Regions from separate parts of the Homo sapiens genome. Here all the other regions are linked to region 3. A link is a contact called in ENCODE Hi-C or POLR2A ChIA-PET data. All regions are on one chromosome and are shown on one strand. The core of a region is the stretch at or near the end of the contact, and the rest is flanking DNA. Distances in the headings are between cores, read along the strand shown. Region 1 holds the start of LINC01742 (long intergenic non-protein coding RNA 1742). Region 2 has its middle 49 kb from the start of CIMIP1. Region 3 overlaps PMEPA1 (prostate transmembrane protein, androgen induced 1).

Region 1 (2,789 bases), core at 251-2,750, 350 kb before region 3:
TTAATTCATTCATTCACACACTTGTATTAGACAAAACCAAGTCCCCTTGGCACCCAGTCTCAGAACTGGGTCACAGTCAAAGAAACAACAAGCTGAGGGTCAAAATAGTTGAACAGGAACTAATCTTTGCTGAAATCTCTCAAAAACACTCAAGGAGCTTTCATTTCTCTTCTCATGTGCATCAAAGCTCCTCCCATTCTCCGTCCCAGGGTTCTCAGCCCTGGCCTCATAGCACAGGATCACCTGGGAAGTTCCAGGCCCCACCCAGACAGATGAGGTGGGAGTCTCCAGGGTAGGGCTCAGGGTGCTTGTTTGGGAACCCTTGCACCCAGGTGATTCCAGTGCCCAGTCAGGTGTGAGCACCTCCATGACCCGCCCAGCCCATCTGTTCTCCTGACCCCCCAACCCTTGTGTTTGTCTTCATTCCCTTTCACTTCTACTTCTCTCCACCTCCCGCTTGCTCATTATCCTATTTTTAGGATGAGAGCCAGAAACGAGATGGCAAAGTCAGAGTTCTTGACAGGTAGAAGGAAGAGCAGAAGATATAGATTTGCCTGTTCATTTTTGGGGGCACACATTATTCAACCGACATTCTCTCAGGCTCATTACATGCCAGGCACTGTGGGGTCTGGAGAACCAAAGGTATTGAAAGAAAAGAGAAGGGAAAGGGCTTGTGGTTTAAGACAAGCAAGTAAAAGGCAGTTATGGCAAAAGTGATACAGAACATAAAAATGATGGCCAATACAATTCATACCTGAGGAGTAGCCATGTGCTGGCCTCTGTTCTAACTCAGTGACAAATCTCACAACAAAGTAGGACTAGGTAGAGAGACTGATGTTAATTTTATAGGTGATGAAACCAAGGAACGGATAGGTTACTCGTACGTTCAAGGTCACACAGCTGGCAAGAGCTGACATTCCAATCAGGGACATCTGGGTTCCAGAGTCTAGCCCTTATGCATGGTGCTGCCCTCAATAAAGGCTGTGGACCAGCAGAGATGGGCTATGAACCAGCCTGAGAAGGCACACTAGGGCACCAGGCGAGGCTTCCTGGAGGAGGTGGTGTCTGAGCTGAGTCTTGAGGTGTTGGATGTTCCATAAAGCTTCCTGCGTGCTTGTCACTCACCTCTACCTTCCAGGCTGTGCCTGGATGAGGCAGGGCATGCGAGGCAAGGGAAAGGAAGGTGGACACGTGACACACAGTGATGTTCCTTGGTTGACTTGAACAAGAGAAGGAGACATAACAAACTAACTTAACAACAACGAAAAAAGCGAAATTTGCTGGCACATACAACTTCAAACTTGGGCAGTTTGGTGGCCTTCGGGCACAGTCATACCTAGGGCCTTACTGCACAACAGTAGGACTTATTTTCCTCCTGACATCTCTTGGCTCTCCTTTTTGCTAGTTGGCTTCATGATCAGGCAGGATGAGTTCTAAGTGACAGCAGGGGTGGTCTCCAGCAGCCTTGAGCTTCCATGACCTTCATAGCTAAGAAGCCTAGAGAAAAAGATTACAATCATTTCTTACACAGAAGCCATTTTATTCCTCCACAGGACACTGGCCCTGCTTAGGTCATGTGACTGCTCCTCGGCCTATCTTGCTGTCCCAGGGCATGGACTACTCTGATTGGCCAGTGTGAGTCACATGCCCGACCCTGTAAAGGATTCAGGGCCAAGCTCTTGCAGACAGCTCCAGGTGGTGAAGGGCTTTCCTAAGAGGAAAAGACAGCAGGGATGCCAAACGAAGGGAGTCCCCAGAGCCCAGGGCCTCCAGGAGGCAGCGGTTCCCTTCTTCTGTAGTACAGGCACCCACCTGGATGTGGAAATGCTCCTCTGTCCCCCACCTCCCGAAGGGGCCAGGTACCTGCCTGCCAGGCCCGCTCCTCATGCCCCCTCCAGCCTCAGCCTGGGGTGTCCAGCGTGGGTACAGTCAGGAGGAGGAACGGAAAAAAGGACACAGACCGGCCATACGTTTACACGTATTTAAAACCAAACACAAACAATTCCTGATTGATTCCAGAAAATCACTGAAACTGCTAGAAAAAGAAGAAGGCAGGGTGATGGGACCCTTGAAAATGAAATGGAATTAATTGACTGTGGAACGGAGCACCATGAAATTAAAAATAATTTAATCTGAAGCTCATATACTGCGGTTGAGCTTTCTACTTAGCATTGGAGGAATATCTGATATGTGGGACCTCCACTGAACAGAGGATGTGGCGGGAGGGGGACAGGCTGGACCCTTGTGGCTCAGCCAGGTACCTGGGAGCTCAGTGATGGGTTGGGTCGAGAGCTGATTGGCCCCATCCCCATGGAGACAGACCTGCCAGGATGAGTGAGAAGGTCAGGATAAGGACAGGTTCAGGTAAGCAGACCCTGAACCAGCACCCAGAGCTCCTGGCAACCTGAATGACCCTAGGGAAATCTTGTCCCCTCTGAACCTCAGCCTTCTCATGTTGTAAATAAAGAGGTTGAGTGAAGGCAGTGTCGTCCAACGTGCGGCATACATATCATTGGCAAGATGATCTTAGGAGGCACACAAGGACTTTTTTTTTTTTTATACTTTAGGTTCTGGGTTGCATGTGCAGAATATGTAGGTTTGTTATATAGGTATACACGCGCCATGGTGGTTTTTGCTGCACCCATCAAGCTGTCATCTACATTAGGTGTTTCTCCTAATGCTATCCCTCCCCCAGCCCCCCACCCCCCTGACAGGCCCCGGTTGGTGATACCCCCCCCGCCCTGTGTCCCTGTGTTCTCATTGTTCAACTCCCACTTATGAGTGAGAAC
Region 2 (2,700 bases), core at 110-2,609, 440 kb before region 3:
TAAACCTCAGCCCCAGGGCAGAAGGAGCCCATTGTCCCAGCTCAAGCAGGAAGGCAGGAAGAAAACAGGGCGGCTTTCTCATTCCTCCACCTTTTTGTTCTATTCAGTGGTTTGAATGATGCTCAGCTGCATGGGGAAGAGCCATCAACTTTACCTAGTCTACCAATTCAAATGCTCAGCTTATCTGGAAACACTCTCACAGACACACCGAGAATAACATTTGATCTGGGCAGCCCTGGGCAATTGGGTTGACCCATCCAGTTAACCATCACGAATCCTTTTTTCTTTCTGGAGGCAGGTCCAGAGTCCCCACTGATACTCCTGGCAAGCCCAGGCAGAAGCAGGTGTGCTTTTCAGGATGTGTCAACTGAAGACTGGGATTGTCCTGGACTCCCTCTTGGTCACATGCCACCCCTAGGTAGCCAGGGTTCTGGGAAGCTTGCCCACCCACTGAGTGGGGTGGAGGGACAGAGGAGCACACGCCAGCCCCACCCAGACCACGTAGACCAAAGGTCGGGGGGAGTGGGTCTCCACTAAGAAGACCAGGAAGTTGTTACCAGCGGGAAAATGGGAATGCAGCAAGCAAAACCAGATGTGCTTTGCATCCTTAAAGGGTTTTGAGTAGGTGAGGAAACCACTGAGTTTGCATTTTGGGTAGGATGACTCTGTGATTTCAAGTTACTTCAGATCATTAGGGGGTGCACCTTCTATTGGCTGAGCCCCTGAGGGCAGGTGCACCAGCTCATCCCTGACTCATGGTGGGGGCTCAGATGTTCTTTTTTGTGGTGGTGGTGGTGGTGGGTGGGAATGAATGGCTTCATCTTTGTGGCTCCATCTGTGACTGAGTCATCCATTCACCCTTTTCCCTGATCCCCACCTTTCAGCATCAGATAATATTGTAACTCTTCGGGTAGCTGTGTGGCAACAGTGGCTTGCCAACCATCACCGTGATTTATCCACTGCTGTGGGTTCCCTGGACAGACCCACAATTAAGAAGAGAAAGCGGCACAGCTAAATCTCTGCTGCCTGTGAAACAACATCTATTCCCACATTTTTTTTTTTAAATTTCTTGCCGCCTGTGAGCAGGGTTTATCTAAAGTGATTATAATGGGGTGGAGGGCGGTGAGATTCTTCTCTCGTGGAATGGTGCCATAGCGAGGCCAGCTGTCAAGGGGTTCAAATACTGGAGGCATTTTGCTAGGCCATGAAAATGCATGGAATCTGGAGATTCTTGAGCCAAAGAGAGCCCAGCTGTGGTCATTTGCCAATGACCTCAGGCACTTGGAGCATGCCTGGGCTGGACAGAGTGGCCTCTGCAGTTGTCAATCCAGGCTCTCCCAAAACACTGCCTGCAGCACACACTGTGTTGCCAAGTAACAGAGAACCACAAACTGAGAAGCTCATCCCTTTCTCCATTTGTCTTCTTCTTCTTTTTTTTTTTTTTTTTTGAGATGGAGCCTTGCTCTGTCGCCCAGGCTGCAGTGCAATGGTATGATCTTGGCTCACTGCAACCTCTGCCTCCTGGTTCCAGCGATTCTCCTGCCTCAGCCTCCCGAGTAGCTGGGACTACAGGCACCCACCACCAAGCCTGGCTAACTTTTGTATTTTTAGTAGAGACGGGGTTTCACCATGTCGGCCAGGCTGGTCTTGAACTCCTGACCTCAGGTGATCTGCCAGACTTGACCTCCCAAAGTGCTGGGATTACAGGCATGAGCCACCGTGCCTGGCCCCTTTTTCCATTCTTCAGAATCCCTCTAGTGATCTCAAAGAGAAAGTCTCGGCTTAGTGCTAATATGCCTTTAACCCCTAACATTGACCATCTCCATTGGCCACGAAAGCTCTGAGTATGGAGTTTATTTTGAAGTTGATTTGAACAGAGGGGGAGCTGGATGTGGCTCAGGACCATCAGTTGAGGATGTGCAACCAGGTGTAGAACAGTTTACTCTATTTATCTCCTGGGTATTTTCTGTGTATCAAAAGTGATGTTTCTTTTTCATTTAAGATAAGAATTTAAAATTTACCTTTAAATACATTTAGGGAACAAAGTGAGAGTTGATTGAAGGAACATACTAGCATGTGGGGCAGGAGGGAAGGATGGGTGCCATGCGGCCTTGCCTTTGGTTGCAGAGTGCAACACGTTGCCGGTAAGCACCCAGTGTGGCTCGGGGCCAGCAGGGCTGCGTCATCTGGGAGCTGGTTAGAAACGAAGACCCTCGGGGCCAGGCGCGGTGACTCACACTGGTAATCCCAGCACTTTGGGAGGCCGAGGCGGGCAGATCACGAAGTCAGGAGTTCAAGACCAGCCTGACCAACATGATGAAACCCCATCTCTACTAAAAATACAAAAATTAGCCAGGCGTGGTGGCACATGCCTGTAATCCCAGCTACTCAGGAGGCTGAGGCAGGAAAATCACTTGAACCTGGGAGGCAGAGGTTGCAGTGAGCTGAGATCGCGCCACTGCACTCAAGCCTGGGTGACAGAGTGAGACTTTGTCTCAAAATAAGTAGGTAAATAAATAAATAAATAAATACCCTCGGGCCCCAGCCCAGCCCAGCTGAGTCGGAACCTGCACTTTAACATGGTCCCTAGGTGGTTTGTGTGCCAATTAAAATTTGAAGTGCCCTGGTCCAGCACATTAGATGTGCGCTCCTGTCTCCTGGTAGGTGTCTTGAGGTCAGGGGCCCCACTTCTTAAGACCC
Region 3 (3,079 bases), core at 385-2,884:
AGATGCTGGAGGAACGTGGGGAATGAAGAGCTGGGCTGGGAAGAGGCTTCGTGATCCACTCACGCACTCAGCTGACTCTCGAGCAGCCTCGGGTCGCAGGCTCTGTGCAGGGCCTGGGGAGAGGGCAGCACACAGGTCCTTGCTGTCATGGAGCTGACGTTCCAGGAGGGAGATGAGACGCCCAGTGGTGATAGCGCCATGCAGGAGATGCGACCACTGGGACCTGGGGGAGCCTCTGCGAGGAACCCTCGGCTAGGGAGGCAGGGCTGGGCTCACAAGCAGCGCAAGCTGACCCCCGTCTTGACCCACATCTCTCGAGGCTGAGTGGAGACAGACCTAGAGAGATGAGGCTGAAAGCAGGGAGGCACCTGGGGCAGGCAGCACAGGAAGGCATTCTGGGTCCACACAGAGGCCTGACACAACAGGATGGTGGAGACGAGGGGCCGGCATTTGGCTCTTACCCACCGGGGTAGTGGTGGGAAAGGTGCCTGCAGTCCTGCAGCCCTGACCCAGACGGAAGGGAGGTGGCGGCCCTGCCCTCGTGCCCGTGCTATGCTGACATCTGGTCATGTGGTCACAATGCCTTGGAGAGCCATAGAGGCAACAGGACACCAGGTCCCGGGGCCTAAGTTTAATCCCATCTCCACCAGTACTGGCCACGTGCCCTCAGACCTGTCCCTGATCTACAAAATGGGGCTTCAGATCCCCCATTTGTAAAATGGGCTGACAGTCACATCCACCTCCCCAGAGATTCAGGGCTTTAGCACAGAGCACGGGTCTGGTCATTACTGGCTATAAAAGCACTTCCATCCATCCATCCATCCACCTGACAGATCTCTACCCAGCACACACACGGGGTATGCAAAATTCCCCCTGCGTTTGGGAAGTGGCTGTGAGCCAGTCCCAGGGGGTGCTGCTGGTGAGTTGGATGGGCGCAGACAGGAGCAGGTGCACGGATGAAGGAAGCCGAGGGCCGTGGCCAGGAAGTTGGGGCGAGCTGCTCTTGAGGCCGTGCTGTGCAGGACCAGGTGAAGTGGGCGCGGGAGTGTGAGGAGGACAGAGCCCTGCAGGAGGGACCCCGCTCTCCATTACAGTCCTGGGTGTTGATCTCTCAGAGTTGTGAGCATTGGTGGGTGTTCTGGAAACCCCAAGAATTTCCCTTTCGAATCTCCACAAAGTCAGGGGCAAACAGGGCAGATCTGGGTCGGTGGGAACTTGCCCGCCTCTGACGGTGAACTCCCGGCTCCATGTCGGCCGCCTGAAGCCCGGCTGTTCGGTATCCTTCAGCAGGTGGACCAAAGGGCGGCACAGAGTTAATCTCTTAATGGCTTCCATCTCTGCACCCAGGATGTGTAACTCAACCACGTGGGGCAGGAAGCGGCTGTTTAAAGAGCAGGCTGGGAACTGTGGGGAGGAGGTGGCACGTGGCCAGCCCTGGGGCTGCGGCACGTCTCTGAGCCGGGGCTCACCAGGTGTGGGGAGGACTCACAGAACAGGCAGCACTGAGTGTGGCCTCCCCACTTCTGGGGACGCCTGGGGTTGGTGGTGGCGCCCAGAGTCCCTGGGCTGAGCCAAGTCAGCTGAGAAGCCTGTTGGCCACAGTCCCTAGCCGGAAGGCCTGTCCCTGGCAGGTCTGGACACCTCTGCTTGCATCAGGCCCCAGCCTCAGTGCGTCACCAGGTTGCCAGGGCAAGGAGCATCAGCCCTGGGACCTCTGATGGGAATGCCTGGCCCACAGACCCGGGGCCCACTGTGCGTCCCAGCACGCTGTCCGGAGGGCGTGCTGCAGACCTGCTGCTCTCAAGCCCCGACGTGTTTATTTGCTGTTGCTACCACTCCAGCAACAAGCACTGGTTACGTCTGCCCAGGGATGCCATCAGGGACTTCAGGGGTTCACCCCACTTTCCAGAGGAGAAACTGGGGATGAGAGAGGTGGAACATTTGCCGGAGGCCACACTGCTTGTCACTGCCGGTGTGAAGAGCCCACAGCCTATTCCGTCCTCCCTCAAGTGCTGGGGAGAGTGACGGTGCCTGGACATTCCAGAAGGCACCAGCCCTGGAGGGGCACTAACTCCAGGCTGGACTCACCTTGCCCCTCGGAGCCTCAGTGTGTGCATCTCCACAGTGGGTTGAAGCTAGGCCTGTGCGGCCCGTGGTCATGGGGAGGATGCAGTTAGTGGAGAGTGTACCGTACCCAGAGGCCGACTGCAGGGGCTTCACTGTTGTGGAGCAGGAGACGGCACCTGGGATCCTGCTGCCAGGAAGGGGTAGGATTCCGTCACACCTTCGGCCAATAGAAAGTCTCCTCCCACTGTCTACCCAGCCGCCTGCACAGCCGCCCGGGATGCCTGGCTGGGTAAACGTGGAGCCTCACTAGGCCTAAAGCAGAATGTGGCAGCTCCCCTGGGGACCCCCTGCCAGACAGGAGTCCCTGGGCCCCGCGGCCTTCCATAGAGATCCACATACAGCTCTTATCTGTCCCGGGCCCAGTCTACATCCCCCCAGCCCATCCATGCTCTGCCCCTGGCATGGCTATCCGACCATGGCCCCTTTTCAGGGTGACCCTGGGGGTCCCCTCTTGCCTGTATGGAGACAAGAGCTCGTGCCTCACCCACCTGCCTCACCATCTCAGGTAAGACCCTGAGCTCTGAGGTCTTTTCTCGGCCTTGTCACCTCCTTGTTGTGTGACACTGGGCAAGGATCTGCCCTCTGAGGGTGAGGCTCCAGTGCAGGCAAGCCCCTCGACCAGGGATGGCACTTCCACCCTGGCGCTGCTCCGAGGGTATTCGGGACATGATGCAGAACGTCACTGCAGTGACCGCCCAGCCACGGAGTGGCGCAGACTTCAGGTTTACCCAGAAAGGCAATCCCAGTCTTTGTGCCCAAGGCCTGCTCAGACTAGGAACTCAGGCCTTGGATGGGGTGACCCTTTGTCCTCTTTATCCCCCAATCAGTCCTCAGTGTGGGTCTCCTGCTCCCGAGAGAACCCAGCCCACCAAGGGCCCATTTCCCAGGGGCAGGGACAAGACTGTGGCCAGGCCAATGTGCGACAATCTGCCAGCAGCGGGAGCCAAAGACC

The links. Hi-C counts contacts between places; a loop is a spot of excess contacts on that map. ChIA-PET counts read pairs that join two places held with the same protein, here RNA polymerase II (POLR2A). Pooled maps may share reads with other maps.
Region 1: a map with no recorded cell type shows a loop between it and region 3 (2.2-fold over the local background). The contact joins the promoter of LINC01742 here to the enhancer-like site in region 3. A Hi-C loop is called at or near these places in 2 of 168 maps with a recorded cell type or tissue (aorta and heart left ventricle), 2 of 37 single-sample maps with no recorded cell type and 4 of 50 pooled maps. POLR2A ChIA-PET finds 5 or more read pairs at or near these places in 3 of 52 experiments (B cell, K562 and MCF 10A).
Region 2: a loop to region 3 is called in a map of transverse colon, with 2.9 times the contacts of the local background. The contact joins two enhancer-like sites. A Hi-C loop is called at or near these places in 7 of 168 maps with a recorded cell type or tissue (CD4-positive, alpha-beta T cell, esophagus squamous epithelium, lower leg skin and 4 more) and 1 of 50 pooled maps.

The regions. Positions count from the first base shown.
Region 1 is chr20:58,002,615-58,005,403 of GRCh38, reverse strand. LINC01742 (long intergenic non-protein coding RNA 1742) reads right to left here and starts at 1,500. Exons shown (of 2, transcript NR_147083.1): 1 at 1,337-1,500; 2 at 756-1,219.
Region 2 is chr20:58,101,035-58,103,734 of GRCh38, reverse strand. No RefSeq gene overlaps it. Among named protein-coding and RNA genes, the nearest start is that of CIMIP1, 49 kb to the left of the region's middle. Within about 2 kb of position 1,359, at least 2 of the 41 ENCODE cell types and tissues checked have a DNase peak (open chromatin) inside an H3K27ac peak, as active enhancers do.
Region 3 is chr20:57,656,271-57,659,349 of GRCh38, reverse strand. All of the region lies in intron 2 of PMEPA1 (prostate transmembrane protein, androgen induced 1), which reads left to right. Among named protein-coding and RNA genes, the nearest start is that of ZBP1, 37 kb to the right of the region's middle. RefSeq lists an enhancer at 1,485-1,614. Within about 2 kb of position 1,634, at least 12 of the 41 ENCODE cell types and tissues checked have a DNase peak (open chromatin) inside an H3K27ac peak, as active enhancers do.